Linked DNA regions of Homo sapiens: region 1 is linked to region 2. A link is a contact called in ENCODE Hi-C or POLR2A ChIA-PET data. All regions are on one chromosome and are shown on one strand. The core of a region is the stretch at or near the end of the contact, and the rest is flanking DNA. Distances in the headings are between cores, read along the strand shown. Region 1 holds the start of TSKU (tsukushi, small leucine rich proteoglycan). Region 2 holds the start of CAPN5 (calpain 5).

The links. A loop is a pair of places that touch in the nucleus more often than their neighbours do. ChIA-PET counts read pairs that join two places held with the same protein, here RNA polymerase II (POLR2A). Pooled maps may share reads with other maps.
Region 1: a loop to region 2 is called in a map of tibial artery, with 2.1 times the contacts of the local background. The contact joins the promoter of TSKU here to the promoter of CAPN5 in region 2. A Hi-C loop is called at or near these places in 1 of 168 maps with a recorded cell type or tissue (tibial artery) and 2 of 50 pooled maps. POLR2A ChIA-PET finds 5 or more read pairs at or near these places in 4 of 52 experiments (Caco-2, WTC11 and activated CD8-positive, alpha-beta T cell).

The regions. Positions count from the first base shown.
Region 1 is chr11:76,779,782-76,786,725 of GRCh38, forward strand. It overlaps TSKU (tsukushi, small leucine rich proteoglycan), which reads left to right and starts at 3,575. Exons shown (of 2, transcript NM_015516.4): 1 at 3,575-3,623. It overlaps TSKU-AS1 (TSKU antisense RNA 1), which reads right to left and starts at 3,281. Exons shown (of 2, transcript NR_120562.1): 1 at 3,222-3,281; 2 at 2,800-3,075. RefSeq lists enhancers at 2,812-3,001, 3,236-3,880, 6,268-6,944 and a silencer at 3,432-3,521.
Region 2 is chr11:77,062,160-77,069,173 of GRCh38, forward strand. It overlaps CAPN5 (calpain 5), which reads left to right and starts at 4,812. Exons shown (of 13, transcript NM_004055.5): 1 at 4,812-4,935. It overlaps LOC105369400 (a long non-coding RNA gene), which reads right to left and starts at 1,564. Exons shown (of 3, transcript XR_950341.1): 1 at 1,028-1,564. RefSeq lists an enhancer at 3,971-4,471 and a silencer at 4,328-5,017.

The DNA of each region.
Region 1 (6,944 bases), core at 2,325-4,824, 280 kb before region 2:
GCACTTTGGGAGGCCAAGGCAGGAGGACTGCTTGAGCCCAAGAGTTCGAGATCAGCCTGGGCAAGATGATAAGACCCTCGTCTCTACAAATAATTTAAAAATTAGCGAGGCACATGGTGGTGTGCCTGTAGTCCCAGCTACTCAGGAGGCTGAGGCAGGAGGATCCCTTGAGCCCAGGAACTCAAGGTGGCAGTGAGCTATGATTGCACCACTGCGCTCCAGCCTGGGTGACAGAGTAAGACCTCATCTCTAAGCAAATAAATAAAAGCACACAGCACCCTATGGCTTATAACACATTTGCATCTGTATTGATTCATTTGATCACCCCGATATCCCTGGGAGATAGGGCTTCTTATTTATCCCTATTTTACAGGTAAGGAAACTGAGGCTTAGGGGAGAAAATGACTTACCCAAAGTCCACAGTTAGCCAGGGATAGAGGAGTGATGGTTTGCACCTGGGATCCTTAGATTCCCAGGCCTTTCTGCTACACCACCTCTGCTCTTTGTGGAGATTAAAAGGCAACAGAAAGAGCACTGGAGCCCTAAATGTTGTGCCAGCTCCGCAGAGAACATGCTATGTAACCCCAGACAGATCTCTTGCCCTTTCTGGGCCGCACCACTATCCATCTAGTGTGGTTGTTTGGATTAAATCATGATCTTAAAAGTATCCAGCACAGTCCCTGACATGTCACAGTGGCCAAGATGATCACAAGAAGGGGAAGAGAACGGTGAAAATGATGGTGCTTATATACAAAGGACATGGCAATATCACAGATGGAGAGGCCAACTTCGCCAGAGAGAGGACTCCCTGGGGGCGAAGACACTGAACAGACATGAAGAATGGAGAAGGTCCACCTCCCTTCCCTTACTTCTAGGTGACTAGGGGACTAAAACTTGGGATGTGTAAGAGGGGGTGGCCAGAACTGATGCTGGAGAGTTAAGGTGAGGTGGGGGCATATCACATAGGCCTTGAATGCCACACCAAGCAGTTTGGCTTTTGCCATTGAAAGGTTTTAAGCAGGCAAGTGTCATGATCCATTCTGCAGATCTGCAGTTTAGAAAGGGCACTCTTGCTGGAATGTGGACAGCAGACAGAAGAGGAGAGTCTAGAGGCACAGAGACTCTCAACTGGAGGCACAGTGATGAGGGGAGGTGGGTAAAGTTCATGGAGATCCACCAGCTGAAGCCCCTCAAGGCCACCTCTCCCTAAGGGGAGGTCAAGGGAAATGATGAATGTGAAAGTGCTCAGAAACTGCTGCCAGCTACCAGCCAGTGTGAAGGGTTGTTGATTACTTTTATGTTAAATGTGAGGCCTGGAGCCTCCAGCCCAGCTGGCTAGAACCTGCACACACAGTGCAGTGGGAGTTAGCTTCCCTGAGTTCCCGGGCAGTTGGGTATTTTCATCTCCAGTTCTCAGATGCTGAACTTGAGACTCGCTAAACAATTCCACATGGAGGAGAGGATGGAAATCGTTAGTCTAGGGCAAGGGGAGGGGGGCGCCATTCCTTCAAAAGAATGTCCCTATGGGAGGGGAGGAAGCAGGAGGAATATAAGCTAGACAAGCCAGGGAGTCCAGAGGTCATTCCCGGGCACCCTCCCCTCCCAAGCCTGCTGGGCTTTCCAGTCTCTACCCCAGTCCCTGACGGAAGACATTTAGCAACCACACAAAGGAGCTTCCTGTGAGCCAGACTAATGCTTTACCTAAATTACCTTGTTTATTCCTCACAATAGCCTCTTCTACAGTTGCAGACACTGAGTCTCAGAGAGGTTAGGTAACTTGCCTAAAGTTACCCAGAGCTGGTAAGTGGCAGGGCTGGAACCTGAATCCTGACCAAGCTTGGCCCTCACCCGATGCTGATTGCAGGTCTCTCTCCCATCTAGGCCAGGAGCCTTTAGAGAGGGGAGGGAATGGGAGGGTGGGAAATGGGAGGGGCCCGACTCCTCTCTATGGGTCCCAGGGGTTGTGGAGTTGAATCCCTGCAGCCCTTTTAAGCCCAACAGTGAGGAAGACACTGGATACCAAAGGGCCCATGGTGCCATCCCAAAGACTGATAAGGAGTGTGAGCTGGATGATCACAGAAGGACTCCTAGTTCTGAAAGCTGGGATTCTAATCAGGAGAGGACAATGAATGGAGAGGAGAGACGGGAGTTCTCCCTGCTTCCACACATATGAGACCAGGCTCCTAGCCTTTTCTCTGCACATTCCTAACTGGCAGGGTCCACAGGTGTCAACCCAAGTGCATCCCCAAGACCACACAATGGCTCTGAGTGCAGAAAGGACCTGCAAGACCAGTTTGTTTTCTGGGCAGCAGATGATTTTGCTGGCCTGAGGCCTGGGGCAGTGGTCTCCACTCCTACCTCACCACCTCTCTAGTGTCTTCCTTCTTCCCCAAGTAGACCGGCATGCATGCACACACAGGCCCAAGCAACTCCTTTTTTTTTTTTTTTTTTTAATGAATAAGAAAAAGTAATAAGGAAAGAAGCAGCAAGCAGACTGGGTGTGTTAACAAGTCTGGGCCACTGCAGGAGGTACATTGCCCAATTTCTGCACCCCGAGGCCCTCCAAAGTCTAGGAGAAGCTCCTGGGAGGTCCAGGGCCCAAGACCAAAGCCTCTATCAACTCTCCCACCTGTGAACTGCCCCTCTCCCAAGGTAGGCATTGTCGGGGTGTGTAGACTGGGAGCCACCCACACACCTGACTCTCCCCTCCTAGGAAATGCGTCCACCAGGTCATTTCTCCTGCAAACCCTCATTTTAAAGTGTCTTGGATGCTTTCCTGCCCTTTTTTTTTTTTTTTAACATAAAGAGGGGTGAGAGCCCAAGAGCTACAGCAGGGGGAATAGACTGAAACTGCTGCCTACTCACACGCCAGTTTCCCTTCTTAGAACTCTAACCAGAAGCCAATGGTTTCCTCCTAAAAGAAAAACTCAATCTGTTGACTTTCTCTCTCCTCTCCTGCCAGCTTTTCTGCCCGAGCCGGGCTCTCTCTTCTCTGTGGGTTCGTCTTTCAGCCAGTCTTTCTCTGCTTCAGATTCTTGGTTTCTTGCTCCCGGTAGTCCCTGAACCTCTTTCACTCTTTAAAAAAAAATGGGGAGGGGCGGTGAACAAGCAAAGAGGAAGCCCTCACCCACCCACCAAATCTCTTTCTTACTAGCAACTAATTCCCTCTCTCTTTCCACACACACAGTCATACACACACATACACATACACAGGCACGTACTCCGGCGACCTCCAGATGTTCCCGACAGTGCGGCCATCTGCTTAGATTGCTGGGGCGCGCAGGGGGAGGGGGCAGGGATCCGGGATGCAGGAAGCTGTGAGCGAGGCCAACTAGAGGGGGCGGGAGCAGCGCACTTTTGAGACGCTCCCTAGAGTGGAACCCGGGCTCGGCTCAGGCTCCGCGGGCGGGGCGCGCGCCGAGAGAGGCTGGCACTTTGGCGACACTCCCTGAGCCGCCCCGCGGCCGGCCCGAGCCGCCACCCGGCGCCCGGCAGGGGGGAGCCTGGCTGCGGGCGGGGACCGGGGGGCGGGCCGCGCCGCGCGGAGAAAAGCGCTGGCCGGAGGGCCCGCGGCCGGGCCGCCGGGGTGAGCGTGCCGAGGCGGCTGTGGCGCAGGCTTCCAGGTGAGTGCAGTTCCCCGGGCGGGGCGAGAGTCCGCGCTGCGGTTGAAGATCCCAAGTCCCCGATCCTAGCCTCGCGGCCCCTTCGGAGGGCGGGCTGGGGACGCCGGGCGCAGGGGCGGGGCTGGGTCCCGCCGAGGCCCCTCAACTTTCGTCGGACGCCTAGGGCTGGGCGGGAGTGGGGAACGCCGACCCAGGGGAGAGGTCTTGCGGGAGACAAAGGCTACGCCCAGGGGCCGTGTGGGTCTTTGTGCGGACACGTGCATCTCACGTTTGTGGGTCTTTGTGGATTTGCGGTCGGGGACGCGCCGCTGTCGGTGCCTTTGTGTGTCCGTGGCTTTGCGCGGCTGCTTTGCGCCCGTGTCCACGTTTGCGGGCCTGCGCTTGGCTGTGGGCGTCGGTGGGCGCATCGCGTGTCTCCGCGTACGTGGTCGGTGCCTGCCGACGTGTCTGGGCTGGGTGTCCGCAGAGGGTGTGCGCACCGAGAGCCCAACGCCGCCCCACCCCCCCGCTCCCCCGCCGTCCCCTCGGGCCCACGACTTGGCTCCAAACTTTTCTCCCGGTTCCTCGGGCAACAGCCCCAGTCCTCCCCACCGCTACCCGGCCGGGGGCGCAGACAGCCCTCCCCCTCCCCCTCCTGAGGTCCCAGGACAGCAAGGGGCTGCGACGGGATTGGTGGTCGGGGGATCGGCAGCGCCTGGGGACTGGCTGGGCAGGGGCTGGGCGGAGCGTGCGGACTCCCCCTCAGACCCCGGCTGGGAGGAAGAGGCGAGCGGTGGGTCCCAGGCTCCGGCCCTGGGCTGGGGAGAGGAAGGGACAGGGCGGCTGGCGTTGCCCTCCCCGCGCTTCTTGGAAAGAGTGTGATCCAGAGTTGCGTCTGTTTGGTAGGGAGACAGGCTCCGCTTTGAGACCCACTCTCCGTTTGCAGCCCGCCCCCGGGGTAGGGGGCCAACCCTCGGACCCGGTAGGGGAGAGGGGGACTGCCAGTCCAGATCTGGGCATGCCCGAGGCGCCGGCTCACAGGACCCGGAGCTGGGCTGGGGGCCGTGGGAGCCTCACATACACAGGTTTCAACTGGGACGGCCACTGGCCCCTGTGCGGCGCTGGCAAGTTGCTCAGCTTCGCGGAGTCGCGGTCACTCTGGCACGGACAGGGCGAGAACTCCCTCGCGGCTCGGGGCGTGCGGTGGGAATAACCCGCGCCTCTGGAGCCGGGCGGAGAGCAGCGCCAGCCCACACTTGGCCTGGCGAGGAGGTGACTCAAGACCTTCGATTCTTCTTTCATCTTTGTGCGCCCTGCCCTTCGGATAAGTCTAGACTTGCAGTGCCTGGGGCTGACCGGAGGTGGGGGGGGGGGGGTGCTCAGAGCTGCAGGAGCCTGCTGGGCTTTTGAGCCTAAGTCGCAAAGATAACCGTAAACACCCTCCTCCCCACTGCTCACTCCAGTCTTTAACCTAGAACTTTGTCGGATGCTGCAGACATGATGGAAGGGCACAGGCCGCTAACCTGGGAAAGAAACAACTGTGGGCATTTTCCTTTCCCTCTCCGGCCTCAGTTTCCCTTCTGGAAGGGGAGGTATTGATAGCCTCTTCTGTTCTGGCTGACTGCTTCAGATCCCAGAACCCAGAAACACTTTGATGTTTAACCTACACCTCCATTCTGACCTGACCTATTCCGAGGCACTACTTTGCTCCCCAGGAAGGCTGCAATGCAACCGCCACCGGGCTTCCACCTACCCTTCCTCCAACACCAGGAAAGGCAAAAGCTGATAAATGAGTCAAAAATGGAGAGGGAAGGGAGGGGGATTGACCTTTTCTCCTCTTACTTTTTAAATGACAGTTTGTGGTGGTAAAGTCCAGATCAGTCTTCTTCTTAATCATAACTCCTGGGTCAACACAGGGGATGCAGTTAAGAGTTCATGCTTCAGTTTTCAGAGCAAGGCTGGCCTGGGCACTGAGGACACTTCCTAAAGAGGGTTGGGTCCTCCCTGAAAGCCACCTGGCCAAAACAAGTCCTAAGAGGGGTTCTGTGGGAATAACCCGGAGAAGGGGCCTGACAGGAGATTCCTCCTGCTCATGGTTTTGAAGTCAGTGGGTACACAGGGGAGGCAGGAAGAATCTCCCACAAAAGGATCAGCATGTGCAGGACCTGTGCATGAAAACAGCACAGGTGGTCAGCATGGTGGACCAGCAGACGCAAGGTCTTGAGGGTGGTGAATTGGAAGTGAACTTGAGGCTGGGAAGGCAGGGACCAAATCACCAAGGCCTTGAATGTCAGGCCGAGAAGGGGGATTTGAGCCTGTAGGCAATGGAGAGCTCCTGGAGGATTTAAACAGGCACAGCAGGGTGCGGTTGGTAATTCTATGAAACCCGTCTCTGGCTTGTGGGTGGTGCTGGAGGCCGAGAGACCAATCTGGAGGGCGAGTGATCCAGCCTCTTAGAGTCAAAGGGACCCAGATTTTACTCCCACCCCATTGCTTCCTACCTCTGTGGCCTGGGACAAGTAACTTATTTAAAATGTGAGGATACTAATTCTTGCTCCACTGATTTGGTGTATTAAATAAGATAATGAATTACATGTGCAAATAAATAAAAAGTGGTTTGTAGTGTGTATTACATTGTGCAGACATTCATTGGATTGCACTGACAATAGAAGGCAGAGACAGCATTGACTCTGGTCCTAAACCTGATCTCACCAGCGGGCAGAGCCCTAAGCATCCTGCAGGGTTGCACCAATTGTTATGTTCCCCACAAAGCAGAAGGGAGCTTTCTGTCCATGACATTTCATTCATCTGATTTATCACCTTCATGTGGCCAGGCTCGTGCAGGCAAGGAGGTAGACACAGATTCGTAGATGGCCACAGAAGTGGGCCAGTACCTTGTCGGGGGCAGCCCAAGGGCCATGGGCGCTCACAGGATGGGTGGCCTTTCCTGGATGAGCGGCAGGTTAGACTGGGAAAGCCTCACAGAGGAGGTGGCTTTTTGAATGAAATGTGTGAGAGTTTGCTGGTAGACAAAGAAGGGTATCTTTGCATCAGAGGGAACAACGTGTGCAAAAAGGCAGGTGGCTCTAGAAGAGTCACAGGCCTCTAGACTAGAAAGCTGTCTCTGTGGGATGGGTTTTAAAGAGGGAGCTGTAGTAGGGTCCCAGACTTCTGTTGGGAAGTGCGTTCTGGTGCCAGCATGGCTGGCAGTTGGAGTCAGGCCAGGAGCGAGGCTGTTGCAGCAGGTCTCTTGAGCCTGACCTGGACAGGGGGAGGTGACTGCCCAGCTTAGGGATGAGGGAAAGGGAAGACAGTGACCCCAACTGCCCAGGGGGATCTGCG
Region 2 (7,014 bases), core at 3,562-6,061:
ACAGGCAAATGCCACCAAACCTGGCTTTTTTTTTTTTTTTTTTTTTGTATTTTGTTTTGTAGAGATGGGGTCTCGTTTTGTCACCTAGGCTGGCCTCAAACTCCTGGCCTCATGCAATCCTCTCATAGCAGTCTCCCAAAGTGTTGGGATTGCAGGCATGAACCACTGTGCCTGGCCCTTGTGATGTTCTTGATCTTAGTGGAAATGCTTCCAGTGTCTCTTGATTAAATAAGATGCTGGTTTATAGGACTATATCTTATCATATTGAGAAAGTATCCCTCAATTCCTATTTCACTGAGTGTTCTGATCATGAATGGGTATTGATCAAATACCCATTTCTTAGCATTTATAGGGAAATAAATGAGCATATTATTCTATCCTTAGGTTCATTCATATGGTACATGCTTGTTGTACATTGAATTGGATCCCATAGAAGGAATTGACCCTGATGATACCTTTATCAGAATTAGGGATACCTTTATCTTGAACTTCTAGCCTCCAGGACTGAGACAATACATTTCTGTGGTTTAAGCCGCCCAGCTTGTCATTATGGCAGCCCTAGGAAACTAAAGCAATGTTATTAATGGATGGATTTTTCTAATATTAAAGCTACTCTGGAGGTTGAGGCAGGAGAATCGCTTGAACCCGGGAGGTGAAGGTTGCATGCAGTGAGCTGAGATCACGCCACTGCACTCCAGCCTTGGTGACAAGAGCAAAACTCTGTCTCAAAAAAAAAAATCAACCTTGCATTCTTGGAATAAATCCCCTTGGTCTGACTGGTTTTTAATAATATCCAGGATAGTAACAAAATATAAGCAGTGTTTCAGAGAAGGATGCACTTGAAAACAACTCAGAGGTCATCTTGTCTCAATATCCCAATTTCCATCATACCTGTTCTGCCCTGGAGTCCCTTGTGAGCTCCCATTTTTGACCACACAGGGGAGCACCATTAGCAACTATTCCCCATTGAAAGTTCTGTGTCTGATGGGCCTTCTCACCCTGCAATCTTGACCTGCCCCCCACTCACCTGAGCTGGCCAGATGAGAATGGAATGAACTGGTTAACAGGGTGATTTTTAATATTCCTCCTAGAGACACCAAGCCTTAGGAGCCTCCACTTTGAGCCACTCCCCATGCCATGGCTTCCTTTAGGGTTCCCACACAATAGCTAGACAATTAGGTCTGTTGGGGTTAAAAAAAACATGATTATCATAAGTTTCACCTGGGAAATCCTATTACACACAGGAGCAGTGAAGATAGGGGTTTTCTAACCTGGGCAGAGAAGATTCTGTCTCTAGGCTCTGGTAAGATAGAGGGTATAGAGTCTGGCAGAACCAGGAAGAGAGGGGTGGATCAGCTCTGGGTGACAAAAGCTCTCCCAGGTAGAGGAGAAAGGGTTGTGCTATGAGGAAATGAGTTCCCAGTTACAGTGGCATGCAAGCAGAGGTGGGACAGCCAGTCAAGGAGCCTGCAGAGGTGACCTTTTCCTGGAGGAGATAGGAAGAGGGGAGGGAAAGGCCACAAGAGTGGAGTCAGACAGGGTAGGTTTGGATTCCAGTTACTAATTGTGTGACCTGGGGCATCTCCCTGAGGCTTGGTTCTGTCATCTGGAAAATGGACTAATCAGAGCTGCTGCAGAGGGCGGTTGTGAGAAATGGGAAGTGCACCTCCACATCAGGCCCTGCGATGGTACCATTAGATGACTCAGTTTACAAAAACTGACCAGCAGGATCCCGGGCCAGAGCATCATCAAAGTCCCACCTTTTCCCCAACCTTGTTGGGCAGATCTGGCTCTTCCTGGCCTATCTTGGGGACCTCTCTCTCCCCCAAGAGCAGGGCCAATGCTCTCTCCACCCGGCCACCAGGGTGGGTGTCCTGGGCAGGTCACTCTCGCTAGGCCTCTTTCCTCACCTGTCGGAGAAGGTGGAGCTGCTGGAGATGATTAAAGGACTGGGCCCTTCCAGTGCTAACCTGCTAGGGTGGCTGGGCTTCTCACTGGCCATGAGTGCATGTCTCTGCTTCTGGGACTCAATGTCTTCACAAAATGAGGGGCTGGGCCAGATGACAATAACACCAGCTAGCACATGCTGAGCTCTTACTCCAAGCAAAGGGCAACCATGAGGGCTCCGTATGTCCCGGCCCATTTAATCCCACAACAACTCCATGGTGCGACTGTTGCTATGCTGGCTTTATAGGAGAGGATACTGGCACAGTGAGGTTGGGTCACTTGTCTGAGGTCACTCAGCTAATATGAGCCCAGGCAGAGCCCATGCTTGCAACTACTGCACAATACCCTCTTGTGGCTCCAATGCTTTGAGATACAGAAGGGGGTCTGAGCATCCTCTGAACCCCACTGTTTTGTGGGCTGAGGCAAACATGCCTTCTCAGACACAACCCCAGCCCCACCTTGGAACACATGGGAGTTGCCCAGCCCAGAGACAATGCTGCCCAGTATCCTACACAACCGGGCCTTTATCGATCCCCGTGACTTGCCTGTACCTGGTCATCACACACTCCAGCTAGAAGCCCATTTTACAGACAGGGAAAAGGATAGAGGACCTGCCCAGATCACACAGCCAGTAACTGGCAGAGTGAGGACTGGAGCCCAGATCTACTTGGCTCTACCAAGTGCTGCTGTCTTCCTGACAATGACCCTTGGCCTCTGCCCTCCAGGAACTTTGGCCTTGCAGGGGAAACCTTGGCCCCACCAGCAACTCTGAGAGACGCAGCCTGAGAAGGGCCATAGGTGAGGGGTGGATGCTGAGCAAGGGAGCTTTGGGATGCTGCAGCACAGGGAGGAAGGAAGAGTCCTTCAGACGGCCACAGATCAGCACGGGCATGGTTTCAGGTGGGGAGAGTAGAGCCCCTGAAGTGACTTTTGAAGGGCTGGTGAAGCTGCTGCTCCCAGTACAGGGCATGGAATAAGGTTAGGGGAGATGGGGGAGTCAGATGGGGTGCAGTCTTAGAACACTCTTCTATGGGTGGCGGGTCTCAGCTGCATATGTGAAAGTCTTCTTTGGTTGGATAGGAGGCTCCTGAGGGGGCTGGGGCTACTCTTAAGGGAGAAGCATCTGGGTGGCCTGGGACAGAGGCAGGGAGGTTGGGGAGAAGCTAGAGAAGTCCAGGTGACTGAGAGTGAGGTGAGGCAGAGACTCCTCTTAGTGGAAATAAAGGAAAATCATGAGTCTTTTCAGGGGGAATTTCAGGCAGCTAGCTAGCTTTGAGAAGTAAATGAGCACCTTGACAAGCAAGAAGGTAATTGAAGCTTCAAACAAGGGCCACCCAAATAAGTTAGAGCCACAAGATGTCTGGTTCCCTATAGAAACTAAAGATAACATCTTGACCTATGTCCCTGAATTGTTTTTCACAGCTGTCACTTAGGCCTCAGATAAGGGGAAACTGAGGGCTGTTCTTTAAATTTCTTCCCAAGGGTTCTGTAAAGAGTCACACCCATAAGCCAATGCTTAACTCTCCTATCTGTGGACCCCAGGTTTTTAGACAGTCTTGCTTCCTAAGCCAATTGCAAATCACAGAATCTCTGAATCCACCTATGACCCTGCCTCAAAATGTCTCACCTTTTTGGGCCAAGCCAATGTATAGCTCCAGAGTATTTATTTATGACTTTGCCTATAACCTCTGTCTCCCCACCTTTAAAAAGCCTTACATGTAAACCATTGGGGAGTACGGGTCTTAAGCATTAGCCGACCTATTCTCCTTGCTTGGCACCCTGCAATAAATGCCTCCCTTTCTGCCGCTGCAAATCCTGGTGTCAGTGTTTGGCTTTGCTGCACTGGGTGGGCGGACCCAAGTTTGTTTCGGTAACACAAGAGGTTGACGAAATCATTAACTGAGACTTCGAAACAAATTGGAGGCGGAGAATGAACGGGCCTGAGACGCTCCACCAGCGAGTGGGCCGATGGGCTCATCAGATCAGATGGGCGTCTGTCCTGCTGCCTCAGGGCGGGGGGTGGTGGCACCCCTGAGCTCCTACTGTAGGCAAGAACTAGTCACTCCTAAACCTTCTCTATCGGATTCCCCAAGCGGCCTGGGGTGGGTAGAGATTATAGTCCCCGTTTTACAGATCAGGAAATGCAGGCTCCGTGCCATCCCAGGGCATTCCGGTAGCCAGTCACGGACAGAGAGTCAAACATGAGCCCGAGCCCGGGAGCCCATGGCAGCACGGGATTAAGTCCTCAACACGGGCCGGGGTCAGTTTTCCCATCTGACAGAGGCCCTCTGCTGCTCACAGGGGCCTGGGCTCCCACTTCTCCATCCGAACACTTGGGATGGATGTGAAGGTGGAGCCCGGAAAGGGAGGGGCGCCGCCCACCAAGTCCTGGTTCTGGCAGGCACCCTGGCCCTTGCGGGTCCTCGGTACTACACGCCGGCCCCAAGTCAGCCGCGGCCCCGGCCCGCCCTGTGGGGGCTGAACCCCAGCCCCGGCCCGATCCCTCACGGTGCAGCCAGCCCTTGGGAGGCTGCCCATGGGGATGCGCACCAACCGCAGACAGATAGGCTGGGAAGGAGAGAGAACGAGGGCCCGACCGAGCCGGTAGAGGCGGTGGGTGCCGCTAGGGGCCCCAAGTCCGCGTTCAACACAGGGGCTGGAATGAGACCGCTCCTCTGAGCGGCCGCCCACCGCACCAGTGCGCATGGGCGCACCCGGCCACCGGGCCGCCCACCCCGCCCCACGGGAGACCACGCCTCCGGCTCGCAACGGGCAAATGGGCGGAGGCCGCGGGCGGGGCGGGGCGGAGCCGGGCCCAGCTGGCCGAACCCGGGGAATGCGAGCGCCAGCCCCCGCCGCAGGCCAGTCCCAGCTGGATCTCCGGCCAGAGCCCGAGGCTGCTGCGCCGGGCGGCTGCAGCCTCCGCTCCAGCGCCCGCGCCGTGCCCTGCATCCCGGGAGCCCGGCTGGACCCGCGGCGGCTCGGCCGGTAGGAGGCGGGCGGAGGGAGGCGTGTGCTTCTGTGTGTGTGTGTGTGTGTGTTTCGGGGGGGTGTGTGCGGGTGCAGCGCGGGCCAGTGATTGCTCCGGGACCACGAATCAGTGGAGGGGGCTGCACCTCCCGCGGGCCCGGGGGGAAAGGAAGTGAGCGCTGGCTGGGGGGCGGGGTCCTGGAGCATCCGCCTGGGCCCCCTCGGCTCGTCCCCACCCCCACCCCCGGCGAGGAGTCTTTTTTTCACCTCCCTCTGGGTGTCTCCGAGTCGTTTTCCTAGTGCGGACGCGCTGGAAGCGCCTAACACCCGGGGCTAGACTGTCACTTCCTCTCATCTTCCTTACAGTTCCCCCCTTCTCTTCCCTGCTTAACCCCCCTTTCATCCCTGCAATCCACCAACCCCTTCTGGGTGCTCCACCACCCAGGCCTGGGGAAGGGGCAGGGCCGAGGCTCCTACTGCCCCAGCCTATCCGCTTCTTGGCACTACTCCCCAGGTTGAAAGGGGGCTTTTCTCCTTGACTGCAGGGCGGGCGCACGTGTGTGTGTGTGTGTGTGTGTGTGTGTGTGTGTGTGTTGCGGGAGTGTGGGGGAGTGGTCTGGGAGGGAATGGATCTTTGTTTCTCAGACCTCAGAGTTCCCACCTCTGTTCCTTTGCGTTGGGGGTCTCGGAAGACTGGCCTAGGGGACCAGAGGCGAAATAGGACAAAAGATCATTAACAGGTGCGACGTTCTCTCTCCCAGTCATTTCATGTGGTGGGATTCACCCCCAAGTTCCATACAGATCAGAAGAGTGGGGCACAGAGAAGCGAAGTCAGCTGCCCTCTCAGGATTGCTGAGCCAGAATTTGAACCCGGGTCCGCCTGGCTCTCATCCCAGAATCTTCTCCCTACACCTGTGGTTTAGAGAGAAAAGTACTGAGGGCGACTATCCCAGGACTCAGGGGAAAGAGAGATCTGGGCAGACTTCTTGGAAGAGAGGGGCTTACGGGTGAGGCTCAGCCAACTCAATGAGTCTGAGGCCTGCTGGGGGAACCACTGTGTTTTGCAAGGATTGACACCTCCCAGGGTCCTCGGGCTGGTCCTTGCTCCTGTCCCCAGGGTCTGGGGGTGGGGTGGTGTGGCTGCCTTTGCCTCCTGGGCAGGGTATGGTGGGCCCAGCTGCTGCTGCAGGCCAGGTCAGGCTAGTTGCCAGCACACAGAGGTGCTCAGGCGGGGTCTTTGCCCTGAGGAGCCTCTCTTCTGACAAGACAGGCAGTGGGTCCACAGATAAGGCCCTGTCCAGAGTTGTACCCAGTGCTGGGAGCACAAGACAGGGACTGATGGGTGCCCGGGAGCTGGGGATGAGTTCACTTGCAGATTCGTTGGGGCTGGGTCTTGAAATCCACCAAGCAGAAAAGAAAAGGCAGGTCATTGCAGCCCCAAGGAACAGCATGAGTAAAGGCCTGGCAGTGTGAAAATGAATGCTGGTGGGGTGGATTGCGGATTAGATAGGTCAGATGTGTGTCCAAGAAGGGCCACCTTTGGCTGCAGTAGTGGGTGGGCTTCCACTGAGGGCTATAAGGAGGAGGCCAAAGCAGGGAGAGGGCCCTCCCTTCTGCTCTCCTCTGCTCCCCACCCAGGGCTAGGCTTGGCAGGGGAGGAGGGACCCTGATAAAGTTTCCCAGAGCAGGGGTGCTGGGGGCAGGAGGTGCCCAGGGGCTAAGGGGCTACACAGGGTCCCAGTGCTGGGGGAAGGTAGGTGGGGCTGCCTCTGTGAGATGGGGACCACCATTGGGGGTGGAGCAGGTTGGGAGTAAGTTGACTGTTGGACAGGGTGGTTGTGAGATGCCTGTGGGTTTTTGTGGGTGACATCTGGGACACTGCTCCCAGGCCAGCACTGTCTCTGTCTGCTTCTGCGCCTGCTTTCCTGGCAGGCTGTCAGATCAGCCCTGGAGTCCTGGTCCCCAAACAGGAGGCCTCCTGCGCCCTCAGTGGGCACCCTCTCCTACCTGCAGGGCCTAAATCATGTGTCTGTTCTTTCTCTTGGCTGAGACCATCTCTGTACCTTCCTACTTGCCTATGACCTTGAGGCGGAGAAC